2 separate regions of the Homo sapiens genome follow, and region 2 is linked to region 1. A link is a loop called in an ENCODE intact Hi-C map of the cell type or tissue named here. Cell type or tissue: endothelial cell of umbilical vein. All regions are shown on one strand. Each heading gives the region's core, and the rest is flanking DNA. Links, peaks and the distances in the headings are about the cores only.

Region 1 (9,623 bases), core at 440-8,439:
TGGGCTCAAGTGATTCTCCTGCCTCAGCCTCCTGAGAAGCTGCACTGACAGTCACACACCACCACATTTGGCTAATGTTTTGTATTTTTTGTAGAGATGGGGGGTCTTTTTATGTTGCCCAGTCTGGTCTTGAACTCCTGGCCTCAAGCAATCCTCCCATGTCAGCCACCCAAAATGCCGGGATTACAAGTATGAGCCACTGCGTCCGGCACCCTCTTGGCTTCTGACAGTCACCCCATACTGAGGCTCCAGTGCCCAAATCTACCCTCTCCTCTGAAGATGTGGAAAATGAGGCTTGGCAGGGGGTAGGGTCCAACTTGGAGCCTCTCAGGCTTATGCCTTTTTCTTCTCTCCAGCCTCACAAATCCCAGGGAAGCCAAGCCAGGGAGGTGATGTTTGAGGGGATCTTCTGGAACGTCAGAGCTAAGAACACTGGTTCACAATGCAGGGGGCAGATGTGGCCAGAGAAAGAATTCACAATACCCAGGTGGGCCTCAGAATCCATGGAGAGAAACAGTGGCCTGGAGGCCTCTTCTTCACCAGGGCAGACCCTCAGGAGGCTTATGTTACGGTCCTCATTTCTGCAGGGGGTGGTCAGATGTCCGTCGCTTACTTGGGACAGTGACCGCAATGATGTCCAGATCCTCTGGCTCAATTTTGATTGGCTTCAGCCAACCCAGCTCCCCGGAGGTTCCTGCAAGGAGGAAAAGAAGGATCTGGTCAAGTCTGGCAAGAGCCTGACCAGGCAGAGTGAGTCTTTCCAGAACATTCTGGTGTCTGTAACTTGTTAGTGAGGACCTACCTAGGACAAGTCATGTCACTCCCCTGGCTTCTGCCCAGACCGGAACTGGAGGTCAGGGGGCCCTCAGGCCAGGCTTAGGGGCTCCAATTTACAGACCCGGTAACTGAGGCCCCCCAGAGGGGAGGCTGCTGGTTCAAGAGCCTGCAGCCTGGGTCTGGGCATTGACAGGAGGCAGTGGTGATGCCAGCACCTAGCTCTCCATGTCCCCACCCCAGTAAGCTCCCAGTATGCCTTGCACCTCGGCGCTGCAAGGCCTGGGAGATGCAGGTGGGCAGAGGAGGCTCATTAGCACTCCAGGCTCATGGGCTGAGTTGAGCTCCTCCTCAAAGCTGCGGGTAGGGCTGGTGATTGCCCTCCCGGCCCATGACACACACAGTGGGCCCTGGTCCTTCTCACCTGGCCCACAGTCTTCAGACATGCCGCCCTTGTCTGACCTATGAAGGGAAGCAGGAAATGACACCTGTCAGCCAAGTCCAGGGCCACCCTGCCCCAGCCTTGCCCCTCCAGGCCGTCGGGGCCCCCCGCGGTTGCCACTGCAGAAGGCATCCCTGCCCTCATCACCCCCTGGCCCTCCAGGATGGTGCTCCCCACCTCCACCAGGGAGAGAGATTCCCCGTGCCCTGTCTCCAGGGACCACAATCTCCAGGGGTGGCCAAGCCAGGCATCTGCTCACTGTCCTGGGGTGAGCATCTGGGGATCCCCCTTCCTCACCATCTGTGAGCTCTGGGGCTCCTGGCTTGGCACAGTAGGGGTGTGATCACTGCTTATGGGGGACTGAGACCTGCAGGGCCTGGAAAGTGTTAAGAATCTGGGGAGGGGGCTGGGGAATGAAGGTGGCAGGAACCCTGAGACAGATGATTTGGTTAATTCCCTCCCTCCCAGAGAACTGCAGGGAGAGGCCTGATATGATGTGGGGATTCTGGGATGAACAGCCCACCTCTGCCTTAAGAGGTCACAATGTGCTTGGGGGGTGTTGGTGGATGGTAGCCAAGCTGACTGCTGGGGGCGGGGTCTGGTGGGCACTCAGGTCAGGCATCGAACCTGGTGTTGGTATGTATGTATGCATGTATGTATATATGTATATGTATATATGCATCCATGTATTTTTTTTTTTTGGGGACAGAATCTTGCTCTGTTGCCCAGGCAGGAGTGCAGTGGCACGATCTTGGCTCACTGCAACCTCCGATTCTGGGGATCAAGCGATTCTCCTGCCTCAACCTCCTGAGTGGCTGGGACTACAGGCATGCGCCATCATACCCAGCTAATTATTTTTGTATTTTTAGTAGAGACGGGGTTTCGTCATGTTGGCCAGGTTGGTTTCGAATTCCTGACCTCAGGTGATCTGCGTGCCTCAGCCTCCCAAAGTGCTGGGATTACAGGCGTGAGCCATCGTGCCCGGCCACATGTTTGTATTTTTGAGACAAGGTCTTACTCTGTTGTCCAGGCTGGAGTGCAGTAGTGCGATCACAGCTCACTGCAGCCTTGACCTCCCAGGCTCAAGCAATCCTCCCACCTCAGCCTCCCAAGTAGCTGGGATCACAGGTAGCAGCCACCACGCCCAGCTAACTTTTTATGTTTTGTAGAGACAAGGGTCTCACTGTGTTGCCTAGGCTGGTCTCAAACTCCAGGGGTCAAGAGATCCACCCACCTTGGCCTCCCAAAGTGCTGGGATTACAGGAATGAGCCACCAAGCCCAGCCTGGTGTGGGCATGTATTTATTTTGAGACAGAGTCTCGCTCTGTCACCCACCCAGGCTGGAGTGCAGTGGCACAATCTCAGCTCACTGCAACCTCTGCCTCTTGGGTTCAAGCGATTCTCCTGCCTCAGCCACCTGAGAAGCTGGGATTACAGGTGCCTGCCACCATGCCCAGCTAATTTTTTATATTTTTAGTAGAGATGGGGTTTCACCATGTTGGTCAGGCTGGTCTCAAACTCCTGAACTCAGGTGATCCACCCACCTCAAACTCCCAAAGGGCTGGCATTACAGGTATAAGCCACCGTGCCTGGCCTTTATTTTCATTTAATGAGAACCTCAGCCAGGCGCAGTGGCTCAGTCCTGTTATCCCAGCCTTTTGGGAGGCCGAGGCAGGAGGATCACTTGAGGCCACGAGTTCAAGACCAACCTGGACAACACAGTGAGACCTCTGTCTCTGTTAAAAAAAAAAAATAGAGACAATCACATTGAGGGCATACAGGAAATGGAACTAAGATATATTTTGGCTTTGTAAATCAGTGTTTTCACATGCTGGTTTTGTTAGATTTATTTTTCCACCAGTGAAAACATTTTTTGAACACAAATTTCTTTTCCAACTAAACAATTTGTAAGTAAAGTTCATTCAAATGTGTGTTGAAACATTTAATGTTTGTCTTCTGAAGTTTATCTTTATGTACATCAAGATATTGGTTGTCTTGTTTTAAATGTATCATTGGATATCACACATTATATTAGTTGTTTAATAAGGGTAATGCCCATCTAGGAATGAATAGTTTTTTTAAATCAAAAACAAGAAGACAAATGACAAACTCCATGTGGCAGATAAAAGGTTAATGAGCTTCACATATAAAGAACTTCTTCAAATAAGTAAAGAAAAAAACATTTAGGCCAGGCGCGGAGGCTCATGCCTGTAATCCCAGCACTTCGGGAGGCCGAGGTGGGCGGATCATGAGGGCAGGATATCAAGACCATCCTGGCTAACACGGTGAAACCCTGTCTCTACTAAAAATACATAAAATTAGCCAGGCGTGGTGGCAGGCACCTGTAGTCCCAGCTACTCAGGAAACTGAGGCAAGAGAATGGCGTGAACCCAGGAGGCAGAGCTTGCGGTGAGCCGAGATCGTGCCACTGCACTACAGCCTGGGCGACAGAGTGAGACTCCATCTCAAGAAAAAAAAGAAGAAGAAACATTTAAAACATTAAATAATGCACCAAGGACATGAATGAACAATTCACCATTTAGACATACAAAGGGCCAACAAGGGATGACAAATATTCATCTTCATTAGTAATAAATGTCACTTGAAATTTGTCAAGTTGTCAAAAATGAAAAATTTAGTTTTGGGGTTATTTTTGGAAATCAGGTCTCACTATGTTGCCCAGGCTGGTCTCAAACTCCTGAGCTCAAACAATACTCCCACCTTGGCCTCCCAAAGTGCTGGGATTATAGATGTGAGCCACCACACATGGCCAAGATAAAAATTTAGGATTGCATTTTTGCATTTTATGCCTATGAGCGTACAGAAAGATGTACCTCCCTGAGAAGCAAAAATTGTAACATTTCCAGAGAGCAACTCAGTACAGTGTGTCATGAGCCTTAAAAACCTTTTTAGGCTGGGAGCAGTGGTGGCTCATGCCTGTAATCCCAGCACTTTGGGAGGCTGAGGCAGGAGGACCACTTGAGCTCAGGAGTTCAAGACCAGCCTGGGCAATATAGCAAGACCTCATCTCTACAACACCAACACCCACACCTTGGAATGAGCCTGATCTCTGCCACTGAGTGGGGTGGGGCCTTGGATGAGTCACACTCCTTTACGAGGCCTCAGTGCTCCTCACCTGTAAAGTGGGTCTTAGGACATGGGGATTTTGTGAGGTGGGATAGAAGAATACAGGGGGCTGGGCACGGTGGCTCATGCCTGTCATCCCTGCACTTTGGGAGGCAGAGGTGGGAGGATCGCTTAAGGTCAGGAGTTCAAGACCAGCCTGGCCGACATGGTGAAGCCCTGTCTCTATTAAACATACAAAAATTAGCCGGGTGTGGTGGCAAGCGCCTGCAATCCCAGCTACTCGGGAGGGTGAGGCAGGAGAATCACTGGAACCTGGGAGGCGGAGGTTGCAGTGAGCCGACATTGTGCTACTGCACTCCAGTCTGGGCCACAGAGTCAGACTCTGTCTAAAAAAAACAAAACAAAACAAAACAAAAAAACACGGGGAAGCACCTAGCCTCATGCCTGGCACACCACTAAGGTTATCTTATCTTATTCTCTTTTTTTAAAGGAGGGTCCCAGCTCCTCCCTTCCCTCCCTCCCTTGTCCCTGCCCAGAGAGCAGCTGGGATGGGAGCTGGCAAGGGGATGGGTCCAAAGCCCTTCTGCAAACAGGGCCACTGGAGGGGGCTGGGATGCCCCCAACCCTGTCCCACTTCTTGCTCACCGTATCTTGTGTTGAAGAGCAGCTCCACCTGCTTCCACAGGGGCCGGATCACGTCACCTTGACTGTCTGGAAGGCAAAAGGCAGTCTGTTGAGGCTCTTTGGTGGCAGCTTCTCGGCTGATGTTCCTGCTCTGCTGGTACCAAGATTGGCCTTGTGGTGGGATCTTGGAATGGGGGAAGGCTGGGGCTGGGGTGGTGGCAGTGGGCAACTTATTTCCTCAGAAATGGCACACGCAGACAGGTCCACAATTCCTGTGAGCCAGACAGTGCTCACATTCCTGTTAGTGAAATCAAATCTAGGGCATCACCAGCCTGAATGAAGATTTGGAAGGTTCTGTGGACTACGAGTGACCATGCATCTTTCTAGGTATGTGACTGAGTATAGTATGTGACTGAGAACTACTGGGTACACACTAAGCCTGCAAATTGAGCACACCGCCACCAGGTGGCAGTGGAACTGTGTTAAGACTTCATGGTTCCTCCTGCCGGGCTGGGTTTGGGAAGTGACAATTCTGTCCTCTGACACTCACTCATTCTATTCCAGGATACTCCAGAGGTGAAACAGACCCACCCTCACGCTGGCCTCCCTCTCTCTCTGTCCTACTTCCACTCTCAGCAGGGAGGGAATTCTCACGTTCCTGAGAATGGGTGTGTCTGCTGGACACAAAGCCAATTTTGTGCTTTCAGGCCTCTATTCTACTTGTTCAGATAGAGGAGGCTCAGTTCCCAGTCTTAAAACCTTTGTGGAAAGCAGCAAACAAAGTCTTGTAATTTCCCTTAGCAGTGGGAACCGCTTGCAGCTCTGACCAGGTACCTCCTGGTTCTAGAAGACATGTCCTTAAATCTCCTCCCACCTCAGGCAGCCCACAGGACTCCCACCCCCAAACCAGGGTGCTGGAGAGAGATGGGATGGAGAGAAGGAAGAGACCCAGAGGCCAAGGGTAGGTGGAGGGCAGGGGAGGAGACATGGGGTGGCGGTGGGCGTAAAACGTGGGGGATAGACAGTGCCTCACCCTCCACGGGCCTCTCCTCAGGCCGTGGGTCCTCACTCAGGCCTTTGTCTAAAAGAGAACAGAGGATGCCGGGAAGCCATGTTCATCATCTCCTAAGCCTTGCACTGCTGACGTCAGACCAGATAGCTGGGGAATGGAGGGCCAGGGGACCCCAACTCTGAAGCACGGCACCCACTCCAATGGGATCAGGGATCCAGATTCCATACAGGTGCCCACCCTGGCCTTCACACAGAAGCAGGCTGAGATCATTTTGCATGTACCTCCCAAGCTAGTCTGTTGTAGACACCGAGGACACATGGGAACAAGACAAAGTCCTCGGCCAGGCACGGTGGCTCATACTTGTCATCCCAGCACTTTGGGAGGCTGAGGCAGGAGGATCATTAGAGGTCAGGAGTTCGAGACCTGCCTGGTCATCATGGTGAAACCACATGTCTACTAAAAATACAAAAAAATTAGCCAGGCATGGTGGTGGGCACCTGTAATCCCAGCTACTCAGGAGGTTGAGGCAGGAGAACTGCTTGAACCCAGGAGGTGGAGGTTGCAGTGAGCTGAGATTGCGCCACTGCACTCCAGCCTGGGCGACAGAGTGAGGATCCATGTCAAAAAATTTAAGAGATGGGTCTCTGTATGTTGCCCAGGCTGATCTTGAACTCCCGGCCTCAAATAATCCCCTCGCCTTGGTTTCCCAAAGTGCTAGGATTACAAGCATGAGCCACCTTAACTTGCCTATTTTACTTATTTGCTTACTATCCATCTATCTCTTCACATGAGGATGTGAACTCCAGGAGGTGGGGACTTCAGGTTCACTGCTTTGTCTCCAGCCCCTTATATGGGACCAGGTACACAATAGATGCTCAATAAATAGTTGTTGGATAAATGGACAAATTAATCCCAATAGGTGGCTCCTGGGAAGGATGCTGAGCCTTGTTATAAATGGAGCCTACAGTCGTGTGTGGTGGCTCACACCTGCAATCCCAGCACTTTGGGAGGCTGAGGCAGGTGGATCACCTGAGGTCAGGAGGTCGAGATCAGCCTGAACAACATGGCGAAAGCCCGTCTATACGAAAACTAAAAAATTAGCCAGGCGTGATGGCGTGTGCCAGTAATCCCAGCTACTTAGGAGACTGAGGCAGGAGAATCGCTTGAACCAGGGAGGCACAGGTTGTGGTGAGCCAAGATCGCACCACTGCACTCCAACCTGGGCAACGAGAGTGAAACTCTGTCTCAAAATGTGTGTGTGTATATATATATGTGTGTGTATGTGTATATATATATATACGTATATATATGTATATATATGTATATATATGTATATATGTATATATATGTATATATATGTATATATATGTGTGTGTGTATATATATACGTATATATATGTATATATGTGTGTGTATATATGTGTATATATGTGTGTATATATGTGTGTATATATAATGTGTGTATATATATGTGTGTATATATATGTGTATGTATATATATGGGTATATATATGTGTGTGTATATATATGGGTACATATCTATATATCTATATATCTATATCTATATCTATATATAAACACACAAAGATGACGTGAAATGCCCAAGGTCTCTAAATAAATAAATAGAGCCTACTTGCCTACTTGAGGTTTCCAAAAGGAACCCAGCCTTGGATTGGGGTCAGGCATATATTGGATTACATCTACTAGAGCCGGTCAACACCAAGAAAAGCCTGAGGCCTGTCTGGCCCACCCCTTTCCCTTTGCTCCCTGGGGAGATGAGTCCCAAGCACCACCAGCCCAGCTCCATTTCTTACCTGTCAGCATCTCCATCCCACAATCAGAATCCTCCGATGGCAGGTGCCCAGCCATTGAGTCTGTCATTTCCTCAGAGGTTGGTGACGGGTCTGAAGACAAAACTCCAAATGACATGGGTGTCTTCTGCCTGTTGTACTCCTGTCACAGTCCCTCAGGGACCACCCAGCCCAGTCTCCCCACAGACAAGGGTCCTTTTCTTTCCCTTTTTTTTTTTTCATTTGAGATGGAGTCTCACTCTATTGCCCAGAGGAGGCTCATTAGCACTCCACTCTCATAGGCTGAGTTGAGCTCCTCCCCAAGGCTGGTGGTTGCCCTCCCTGCCCACGATACACACAGCGGGCCCTGTTCCTTCTCACCTGGCCCGCAGTCTTCACACATGCTGCCCTTGTCTGACCTGTGAAGGGAAGCAGCAAATGACACCTGTCAGCCAAGTCCAGGGCCACCCTGCCCCAGCCTTGCCCCTCCAGGCGGTCGGGGCCCACCGCGGTCGCCACAGCAGAAGGCATCCCTGTCCCCATCAGTCCCTGGCCCTCCAGGATGGTGCTCCCCACCTCCACCAGGGAGACAGATTCCCTGTGCTTTATCTCCAGGGACCACAATCTCCAGGGGTGGCCAAGCCAGGCACCTGCTCACTGTCCTGGGGTGAACCATCTGGGGATCCCCCTTCCTCACCATCTGTGAGCTCTGGGGCTCCTGGCTTGGCACAGTAGGGGTTTGATCACTGCTTGTGGGGGACTGAGACCTGCAGGGCCTGGAAAGTGTTAAGAATCTGGGGAGGGGGCTGGGGAATGAAGGTGGCAGGAACCCTGGGACAGATGATTTGGTTAATTCCCACCCACCCAGGGAGCTGCAGGGAGAGGCCTGATATGATGTGGGGATTCTGGGATAAACAGCCCACCTCTGCCCCTAAGAGGTCAGAACACATGCTTGGGGGGTGTTGGTGGATGGTAACCAAGCTGACTGCTGGGGGCAAGGTCTGGTGGGCACTCGGGACAGGCATCGAACCTGGTGTTGGTATGTGTTTACGCATGTAAGTGTATATATATATGCATTCATGTTTTTTTGTGTGTGTGTGGCACAATCTTGGCTCAATGCAACCTCTGCTCCGGGGTTCAAGCGATTCTCCTGCCTCAACCTCCTGAGTGGCTGGGACTGCAGGCATATGCCACCATACCCGGCTAATTATTTTTGTATTTTTAGTAGAGACGGGCTTTCGTCATGTTGGCCAGGTTGGTTTCAAACTCCTGACCTCAGGTGATCTGCGTGCCTCAGCCTCCCAAAGTGTTGGGATTACAGGCGTGAGCCATCGTGCCTGGCCACGTTTGTATTTTTGAGACAAGGTCTTAATCTGTTGTCCAGGCTGGAGTGCAGTGGTGCGATCATAGCTCACTGCAGCCTTGACCTCCCAGGCTCAAGCAATCCTCCCACCTCAGCCTCCTGAGTAGCTGGGACCACAGGTACCAGCCACCATGCCCAGCTAACTTTTTATGTTTTGTATAGACAAGGGTCTCACTATGTTGCCCAGGCTGGTCTCAAACTCCAGGGGTCAAGAGATCCACCCACCTCACCTTCCCAAAGTGCTGGGATTACAGGAATGAGCCACCAAGCCCAGCCTCGTGTGGGCGTGTATTTATTTTGAGACAGAGTCTCGCTCTGTCACCCACCCAGGCTGTAGTGCAGTGGCACAATCTCAGCTCACTGCAACCTCTGCCTCCTGGGTTCAAGCGATTCTCCTGCCTCAGCCTCCCGAGTAGCTGGGATTACAGGTGCCTGCCACCACGCCCAGCTAATTTTTTGTATTTTTAGTAGAGACGGTGTTTCACCATGTTGGTCAGGCTGGTCTCAAACTCCTGAACTCAGGTGATCCAC
Region 2 (9,623 bases), core at 866-8,865, 110 kb after region 1:
AAACCCCGTCTCTACTAAAAATACAAAAATTAGCCGGGCGTGGTGGCAGGCACCTGTAGTCCCAGCTACTCGGGTGGCTGAGGCAGGAGAATAGCTTGAACCCAGGAGGCAGAGGTTGCAGTGAGCTGAGATTCATGCCACTGTGCTCCAGCCTGGGCGACAGAGGGAGACTCTCTCTCCAAAAAAAAAAAAAAAGAAGTCAGCTGGGCATGCAGGCATGGTGGTGCGCACTTGTAGTCCCAGCTACTCAGGAGGCTGAGGCAGGAGAATTGTTTGAACCCAAGACGTGGAGGTTGCGGTGAGCCGAGATTGCACCACTGCACTCCAGCCTGGGCGACAGAGCGAGACTCCATCTCAAAAAAAGAAAAGAAAAGACAATGCCTAAGATGGGCCCGTGCGCAGTGGCTCACGCCTGTAATCCCAGCACTTTGGGAGGCCGAGGTGGGTGGATCACTTGAGGTCAGGAGTTCAAGACCAGTCTGGCCAACATGGTGAAACCCCATCTCTACTAAAAATGCAAAAAAATTAGCCAGGCGTGGTGGCAGGCGCCCGTGATCCCAGCCACTCTGGAGGCTGAGGTGGGAGAATCACTTGAACCCTGGAGGCGGAGGCTGCAGTGAGCCAAGATCATGCCACTGCACTCCAGTCTAGGCAACAGAGTGAGACTTCACCTCAAAAAAAAAAAAGGCCTAACATTTGGTCTCTTCCTTTTGGAATTTTGGGGTTATGGAAGAGACAAAGATAAACGTGAGTTAATGTTTATCAAGCACTTACAATAGTTCCTGCCACAAAGGAAATGCTACGTAAGTGCTTGATAAGGGATATGAAAAAATACATACTTATAAAATGTGGAGCACTGCCCTTTGACCAGTACTAAACCCATGACAGACTGTAAGTGTTGCAGGAGAAGGGCTAGAAGGCAGTGGAAGCTGGAATAATCAGGAAAGGCTTCATATGGGACACCTGGGCCTTGGAAGAATAACCTTTTGTTCTTTGGTTACCAAAAGGCTTTTTAAAAATTGCTTAGGCTAGATGCAGTGGCTCATGCCTGTAATCCCAGCACATTGAGAGGCTGAGGCAGGAAGATTGCTTGAGCTCAGGTGTTGAAGCCCAGCCTGGGCACATAGCAAACACCTGTCTTTATGAAAAAATTAAAAAAATTAACCAGGTGTTGTGGCGTGCACCTGTAGTCCCAGCTACTTGTGAGGCTGAGGTGGGAGGATTGCTTGAACCTGGGAGGTCGAGGCTACAGTGAGCTAAGATTGTACCACTGTACTCCAGCCTGGGCAATAGAGTGAGACCCTGTCTCAAAAAAAAAAAAAAAAAAAAACAAGAAACAAATAAAAAGTCCTTCAAGGAATTTAAGTGCCCACCAGCCTCCTATTGGCTGTTAGAGGTGAGAATATTCCCATAATAATCAAGGTATGGGTGACTTCTGGGTTTTCCATGTAGCAAGTGGACCTGTTGCTTATGGCATGGCATAAGGACACCTTCGGGATTTTTTGTTGTTATTTTGAGATGGAGTCTCACTCTGTCGCCCAGGTTGGAGTGCAGTGGCACAATCTTGGCTCACTGCAACCTCTGTCTCCCGGGTTCAAGCGACTGTTCTGCCTCAGACTCCCGCGTAGCTGGGATTATAGGTTCGTGACACCATGCCCAGCTAATTTTGTATTTTTAGTGGAGACAGGATTTTACCATGTTGGCCAGGCTGGTCTTGAACTTCTGACTTCAAATGATCCGCCCGCCTCAGCCTCCCAAAGTGCTGGGATTACAGGCATGAGCCACCACGCTTGGCTATTTTTTAATTTTAATTTTATTTTAATATTTTAATTTTTTATTTTAATTTAATTTTTATTTAAAATTTTATTTTAATTTTGAGACTGGGTCTTGATCTGTCGCCAGGCTAGAGTGCAGTGGTGTGATCATAGCTCACTGCAGCCTCAAACTCCTGGGCTCAAGTGATCCTCCCTAGTACCTGGGACCACAGGTGTGCACCAGTACACCTGGCTGATTTTTAAAACTTTTTTGTAGAGACAGAATCTTGCTGTCATGTTCAGGCTGGTCGTGAATTCCCGGCCTCAAGCAATCCTCCTGCCTCAGCCTTCTAAAGTCAAAGTGCTGGGACTACAGATGTGAACCACTGTGCCTGGCAATACGTTGGTTTTAGTTTAAGCTTCATCACTTGCCTTTCTTAACTCTGAAACCCTCTGACCTCTGTTTGTTCATATGTAAAAGGGGAACAGCTGCACTTCTTCAGTCATGTTCATGGGAGAGTAGTAAATTTTAAGTGAAATAATACATATAAAAGATGTTTGAAAATGGCTAGACAGCTGTGCAGAAATGCTGGGGATAATTCACCCAGCCCGAGCTTTTCATCTCTGATCTGCCCGAGGTCTGGTTTGGCATCTCCAGGCCATGTACTGGAAAGTGGCCACTTCCTTCGCTGCTTCGTGGCTCTGAGTTGAGTAGGACTCATGGTCAGGGTCAGGACTGCTCTTCTTCCTCAGATCCCACAAAGGCAGGTGCCTGGGCTGATAGATGATTCCTGTGTGGGTTTGATTTCAGGATTTATTTGTATCCCAGAGAATGACAAGTACGTGGTTCTTGACTTTATAAAAAAATGATTTCTCTTTCATAGGCAGGGAAGCCCACGAGGAGATAAACATCACCTTCACCCTGCCTACAGCGTGGAGCTCAGATGACTGCGCCCTCCACGGTCACTGTGAGCAGGTGGTATTCACAGCCTGCATGACCCTCACGGCCAGCCCTGGGGTGTTCCCCGTCACTGTGTAAGTGTACCCGGCACCTGATGAACGTGCGTAACAAGCTCCACTTGCCGTGAGTACGGCTGGGCTGCTTCAGCTGTAAATTCTCAGGATGGCTCACTTCACATTTCTTTATAGAATTATCTCTACTCGGACCTATCTAAAGGATTATTTAATTTGTCTAAAGGATTATTTAATTTGGAATTCTAAAGATAGAACTTCTGCATATAAAATCAGAAAGTTAGTGCCCCCTCGAGGCAGTAAAAGCACCTGGCTGTTGTTGGACATTCATAGGCTGTCTTTCCCGCAGGAGTAGAAGCAGCAAGTTACAGAAAAGAGGCTCACTGTGGCCGGGTGCCGTGGCTCAGGCCTGCGATCCCAGCACTGTGGAAGGCTGAGGTGGGAGGATCACTTGAGCCCCGGAGTTCAAGACCAGCCTGGACAACATATAGGGAGACCCTGTCTCTATTTAAAAAAAAAAAAAAAGAAAGAAAAAGAAAAAAGAAAAGAGGCTCTCTAAAGATAAAGGTTTTCAGCCAGGTGCGGTGTCTCATGCCTATAATCCCAGCACTTTGGGAGGCCAAGGTGGGCAGATCACCTGAGGTCAGGAGTTCAAGACCAGCCTGGCCAACATAGTGAAACCCCATCTCTACTAAAAATATAAAAATTAGCCAGGCATGATGGCACATGTCTGTAATCCCAGCTACTCAGAGGCTAAAGCAGGGAGGCAGAGGTTGCAGTGAGCTGAGATCGCGCCACTGCACTTCAGCCTGGGCAACAGCAAGACTCTGTCTCAAAAAAATAAATAAATCAAATAAAACAAAGATAAAGGTTTTGTTCATCTCCATTATCCAGAAAGATATTTTAAAATCGTTGATTTTAGTTTATCTTGATTTTAGTTTTAAATCAAGTATAAATCAAAACTTATTTTCTGTTAATTAACTAATTTTAAAATCTAACATTTTAAATCATTTCCCATTAAACAGTTACTTTAATTTTACCTGCGAATTTGAAAATTAGTTTTAAAATCAAATATAAATTGAACTTTATTTTCCATTAAACAATTAAGGTTTTTGAAGCTTTTCCTTCAGTGTTTTTGAGCAGCATTCAGTGTTACTGCTTTGCATTTTAGGTTTTTTTTGTTGTTGGTTTTTTTTGGTCTCTCCTGTCTCTATAAAGGAGATAATTATCTATAAATAAATAGGTGAAATACATAAGATATAGCCTATTTAAAATAATTCTATGGTGAATCCTTTTTAAATAAGAATTATCTCAGGATTTGTCTATTTTAGACATTTGGAGGTTTGTAGGACAAGATCAGATTAAGTTAAACATTACTTTGTGTTGCAGTGACTGATATAGAATTTTGTAGGTAAAGCTTCCAGTTGTAACTAAGTGATATGCTTTGGGCTGGGCGCAATGGCTCACACCTGTAATCCCAGCTACTTGAGAGGCTGAGGCAGGAGAATCAGTTCAACATGGGAGGTGGAGGTTTCAGTGAGCCGAGGTCACACCGGCCTGGGCAACAGAGCAAGACTCCGTCTCAAAAAAAAAAAAAAAGATGATATAGTTTGGCTGTCTCCCCACCCAAATCTCGTTTTGAATTGTAGTTCCCATAATCCTCATGTGTCATGGGAGGGACCCAGTGGGAGGTAATTGAATCCTGGAGATTGTTACCCCCATGCTGCTGTTCTCATAGTAAGAGAGTTCCCATGAGATATGATGGTTTTATAAGGGGTTTTCCACCTTTTATTTGGCACTTCTCTTTGCTGCCGCCATGTGAAGAAGGATGTGTTTGCTTCCACTTCCGCCATGCTTGTAAGTTTCCTGAGGCTTCCCTGACCATGCTGAACTGTGAGTCAATTAAGCCTGTTTCCTTTATAAATAACCCAGTCCCGGGTATGTCTTTATCAGCAGCATGAGAAAGGACTAATATACTAAGAGTTTAGCTCATTTGAGAAGATAGGCTTAAAAGGAGCTTATGTGCTTTGCATCACATGTGAGAGGACTGTAGGCTGAATTCTGAAGGCAAAAATCCAACACCCAAACTCCTAAATGTCAGGCACCTATTTATTTTTCTGTTATATTTTTATTTTTTAAAAAAGACCCTCAAACTAAAATATAATGGTATTTATCTCAAAGAAGCATGAACGTGTAAGTTACATTTTTCCTTTCCATGTGTGTTGCCGTGTTCAGTGTTTTACCAGCTGCTGTGGGGGTGACACAAGTGAATGACTCAGGCCACTGAGCACGTGTCTTTCCTCCTCCTCTTCTCCTGCAGACAGCCACCGCACTGTGTTCCTGACACGTACAGCAACGCCACGCTCTGGTACAAGATCTTCACAACTGCCAGAGATGCCAACACAAAATACGCCCAAGATTACAATCCTTTCTGGTGTTATAAGGGGGCCATTGGAAAAGTCTATCATGCTTTAAATCCCAAGCTTACAGTGATTGTTCCAGATGTAAGTGAGAAAAATTGTGTGTGTGTGTGTGCGTGCATGCATATGCACATGTGTGCGCATGTGCTGCAACCGTTGGTGTAGGCCCTGCTGACTTCCCTGGGTAAGCGTATCCTCTGCCACTTTAGATTTCCAGGTGAGTTAGGACACTAGGCGGAGTGGTGGATGCTTGGAAAAACATGTTACCCATTGGTTAAGAAAAATCTGGTTTTTCTCTTCATTTTCTCTGTTGTTCAGCAGCAGTTATTTCTTGAGCAACTGCCTAATCCCTGGGGGGGGTTACAAGGGATCCTTCTATTAATATTATCTTAGAGGGATGTTCACAGACGTTCATAGAAGACTATCTAGTTAGTGTCCGTGTGAACAAGAAATAGTGCTGCTTAGAGTTCTGAAAGATAGAAGGGAGTAGTAGGAGGAGATGAATCTTCGGCTAGAGAGTGAGGCCTGAATAGGATTTAACTTAACCAAGAGGCAAGGGGAACAAAATACTTACCTATCTCATCTAGTAGCTGTGTGCTGCTAGCTCAGCTTCCTACTTAGACTTGAGCCCACTTACTTTTTTAGAGACAGGATCTTGCTCTGTCGCCCAGATTGGGGTCTAGTGGCGCAATCATAGCTCACTGCAGCTTCAGCCTCCTGGGCTCAAGCTTCCCAAGTGGCTGGGACTACAGGTGCATGTCACCATGCCGGGATAATTTTTAAACTTTTTGTAGAGACGGGGGTCTTGCTGTGTTGCCCAGGCTGGTCTTGAACCCCTGGTCTCAAGCGATCCTCCTGCCTTGGCCTCCAAAGTTTCTGGGATGACAGGTATGAGCCGCTGCACCTGGCCCAAGCCCACTTTTTAACACTGCTTTGATATTTTATAAATATGTTCCTTTCTGGCAGTGTGTGTTAGCTGGATCTCTCTTCTTTTGGCCTGGCCCTTTGCCCTTTTCTTTTTTTCTTTATTTTAATTTTTTTTTATTTTTATTTTTTGAGATTGAGTCTTTCTCTGTCACCCAGGCTGGAGTGCAGTGGCACAATCTCGGTTCGTTGCAACCTCTGCCTCCTGGATTGAAGTGATTCTAAGTAGCTGGGATTACAGGCACCTGCCAACACGCCCAGCTAATTTTTGTATTTTTGGTAGAGATAAGGTTTCGACATGTTGGCCAGGTTGGTGTTGAACTGCTGACTTCAGGTGATCCTCCCACCTCAGCCTCCCAAAGTGCTGGGATTATAGGCATGAGCCACTATGCCCGACCTTTGCCCTTTTCTGGGGCTCATTTGTAGGCCAGGGTCCTGCAGGAGCCAGCTATGGAGGTCAGGCTGGATGGTGGGCTGAGGCCCTTAGTGCCTGGCCAAGGGCAGTCCCTGCCTGTGTTTGGGGCGTGGGTGTTGGTAAAGCAGTGTGTTGAGAAGACTGAGCTGCCCCGCTATGTTATAAATGACCTGGGGGAGCCCAGAGCTGTCCTGAGGCCTGGAGATACTAGAGGGTAAAGGAATGGAACCATGTCTGGGGTCCCTTTAGTAACTTGCAGGGTCTGGGAATTGACTGCATGTGGGAGGTCAAAGGGTAGTGAATCACGGATGATCTCAGCATTTTCATCCAAGGACTTAGGGAAATAGAGAAAAGCAGGAGGAAGGGCGTGACCCCTGGGGAGGGGTGAGGTGCCGAGGCCTTCCTGGTGGGGGCATAGTCAGGAGTTAGGAATGCAGCCTCGGCTGTCAGCCATGCAACCTGAGGGCAGTCTTGTGACGAGGATGTGTCCAGAAAGGAGTGGGGCTTAAAGATGGAGTGTCTGCAGCATTTGCAGGGGAGGAAGCCTGCTGGAGGGGCAGGGTTCAGGCAGTGTGGGGGTGCAGAAGGCAGGGCAGAGGACAGCGCTAGGAAGGCGTGGTGCTCTCCAACAGAGGCTCGGGAGCACCATGTCTTCACTTAATGAGACCCAGCTTTGGTCATTTAGGAGGCAAAAGGAGAAACCTCCTCTTGCAGCTTAAGAAGAAAAGTTGTGGCAAGTCTGGAGGCTGTCAATCCTGTCTCTCAAAACCCAGCATTAAAACCTTTCAGTCACTCAGAGCAGATGTTTCTGATTTTTTTTCTCTTCTTTATTTAGGATGACCGTTCATTAATAAATTTGCATCTCATGCACACCAGTTACTTCCTCTTTGTGATGGTGATAACAATGTTTTGCTATGCTGTTATCAAGGGCAGACCTAGCAAATTGCGTCAGAGCAATCCTGAATTTTGTCCCGAGAAGGTGAGCGGTGGATGGGGTCCGGGCCAGCATTTTACTAGAGGTCTCTGTATACAGAAAGTCCCAGTTATCCTTATTCTATTTATTGTGGGTGGCACCTTTCGTCTAAAGAAATGACAGTCATCCCTTGGTATCCGAGGAGGATTGGTTCCAGGACCCTGGTGGATATCGAAATTCATGAATGTCCAAATCCCTTCTGTAAAATGGTACAGTATTTGCATATGACCTCTGCACATCCTCTGTAACTTTTTTTTTTGAGATGGAGTCTCGCTCTGTCTCCCAGGCTGGAGTGCAGTGGCACTATCTTGGCTCACTGCAGCCTCCGCCTCCCAGGTTCAAGCAGTTCTCCCACCTCAGCCTCCCGAGGAGCTGGGATTACAGTCGCAAGCCACCGCGTCCCACTAAGTTTTTGCATTTTTAGTAGAGACCGGGTCTCACCATGTTGGCCAGGCTGGTCTCAAACTCCTGACCTCAAGTGATCCACCCGCCTTGGCCTCCCAAAGTGCTGGAATTACAGGTGTGAGCCACTGTGCCCAGCTCATCCTCTGTAACGTTAATCTCTAGATTACTTTCTTTTTTTTTTTTTTTTTTTTTTTTGAGAGAGTTTTGCTCTGTCACCAAGGCTGGAGTGCTGTGGCACGATCTTGGCTCACTGCAACCTCTGCCTCCTGGGCTCAAGTGATTCTCTTGCCTCAGCCTCGAGAGTAGCTGGGATTACAGGCATGTGCCACCACACTCAGCTAATTTTTGTATTTTTAGTAGATACAGGGTTTCACCATGTTGTCCAGGCTAGTCTCGAACTGCTGTTATCAAGTGATCCACCTGCCTTGGCCTCCCAAAGTGCTGGGATCACAGGCGTGAGCCACTGGGCCCAGCTTCTAGGTTACTTATAATACCTAATACAATGTAAATACTATGTAAATAGTTGTTACAGTGTATTTTTAAAACTTGTGTTATTTTTATTGTTGTATTCTTATGTATTGGTTTTTTTTCTTTTGAGTATTTTTGCTTTTTTAATTTTTTTTTTTTTTTTTTTTGAGACAGGGTCTCACTTTGTCACCCAGGCTGGAGTAGAGTGGTGCGATCGTAGCTCATGACTCAATCATAGTTCACTGCAGCCTTGACCTCCCAGGCTCAAGCGATCGTCAACCTCCTGAGTAGCTGGGACCACAGGCATGCATCACCACACCTGGTTAATTTTTGTATTTTTTGAAAAGACAGGGTTTCGCCACATTGCCTAGGCTGGTCTTGAATTCCTGGGCTCAAGCAATCCACCCACATTGGCCTCTCAAAGATTACAGGTGATTACAGGTGTGAGCTACCATGCCCAGCCCTCTTTTGTGTATTTTTGGTTGAATCTGTGGATATGAAACCCACAATTACAGAAGGCCAGCGGTAGTTTCTGTCTTCATTAGAAGTGTCTTTACTCTCAACCTAAATTATGTTGTTGGATTTTTAATCATATACCCAAGCCTCTGTTGCTATTAAAGGGAGTGACTTGGCAGTTGTTCTCAAGTCTCCACTGGAGCACTACTGACTCTGGGTAGCTGCCTCCTCTGTAGTTCCATCAGCATAAGAAGTCTTCTAACAGAATGCTTATCAAGGTTTAAAGACAGTTACCTCAGCTAGGTGGACCTGTAATCCCAGGACTTTTAGGAGGCTGAGGCAGAAGGATCACTTGAGCCCACGAGTTCAAGACCAGCCTGGGCAACATAGTGAGAACCCTTCTCTACTAACAGTTAAAAAATTAGCCAGATGTAATGGTGCATGCCTGTATTCCCAGCTACTGGGGAGGTTGAGGAAGGAGAATTGCTTGAGCCCAGAAGTTGGAAGCTGCAGTAACCTACGATTGCACCACTGCACTCCAGCCTGGACAACAGAGCGAGACCGTGTCTCAAAAAAACAAAAACCAGTTAATTCTGTCTCCGCACAGTGGTTCCAGATGGGCCGCGTCTTGCAGGAGACTTTGAGATTTCTAGTAATTTCTTCCTAGGTGAGATTTTCTTTTTAGGGATTTAGTAACTTCACTGTCTGGTTGATATGTGCAATTAGTGTGGCATCCTGGTCTTTGGGTAGGGGCTGAGTTACCTAGGCTTCCCTTTTTTGACTGGTTTCCCTGGCTTGCTGTCTTCCAGGTGGCTTTGGCTGAAGCCTAATTCCAC

Evidence for each region. Peaks named below come from ENCODE experiments on the same cell type or tissue, not always from the same donor. Only the 100,000 strongest peaks of a DNase experiment are listed, where the experiment ranks them.
Region 2: it touches region 1 in a loop (9-fold over the local background); 2 of 110 quality-filtered maps call a loop at or near these places.

The regions. Positions count from the first base shown.
Region 1 is chr7:66,831,787-66,841,409 of GRCh38, forward strand. It overlaps the pseudogene GTF2IRD1P1. Among named protein-coding and RNA genes, the nearest start is that of LINC02604, 68 kb to the right of the region's middle. RefSeq lists an enhancer at 1,175-1,736. In endothelial cell of umbilical vein, for the core only: a CTCF peak has its summit at 5,390 (motif pointing right); no DNase peak of the experiment used is centred there.
Region 2 is chr7:66,945,906-66,955,528 of GRCh38, forward strand. TMEM248 (transmembrane protein 248) reads left to right here. Exons shown (of 7, transcript NM_017994.5): 4 at 2,639-2,789; 5 at 5,047-5,230; 6 at 7,321-7,464; 7 at 9,597-9,623. The coding sequence ends at 9,617. Among named protein-coding and RNA genes, the nearest start is that of TMEM248, 29 kb to the left of the region's middle. RefSeq lists enhancers at 4,497-5,696, 6,717-7,011 and a silencer at 6,717-7,011. In endothelial cell of umbilical vein, for the core only: no CTCF peak of the experiment used is centred there; DNase peaks (open chromatin) are centred at 4,646 and 6,876; H3K27ac peaks cover 3,745 bases.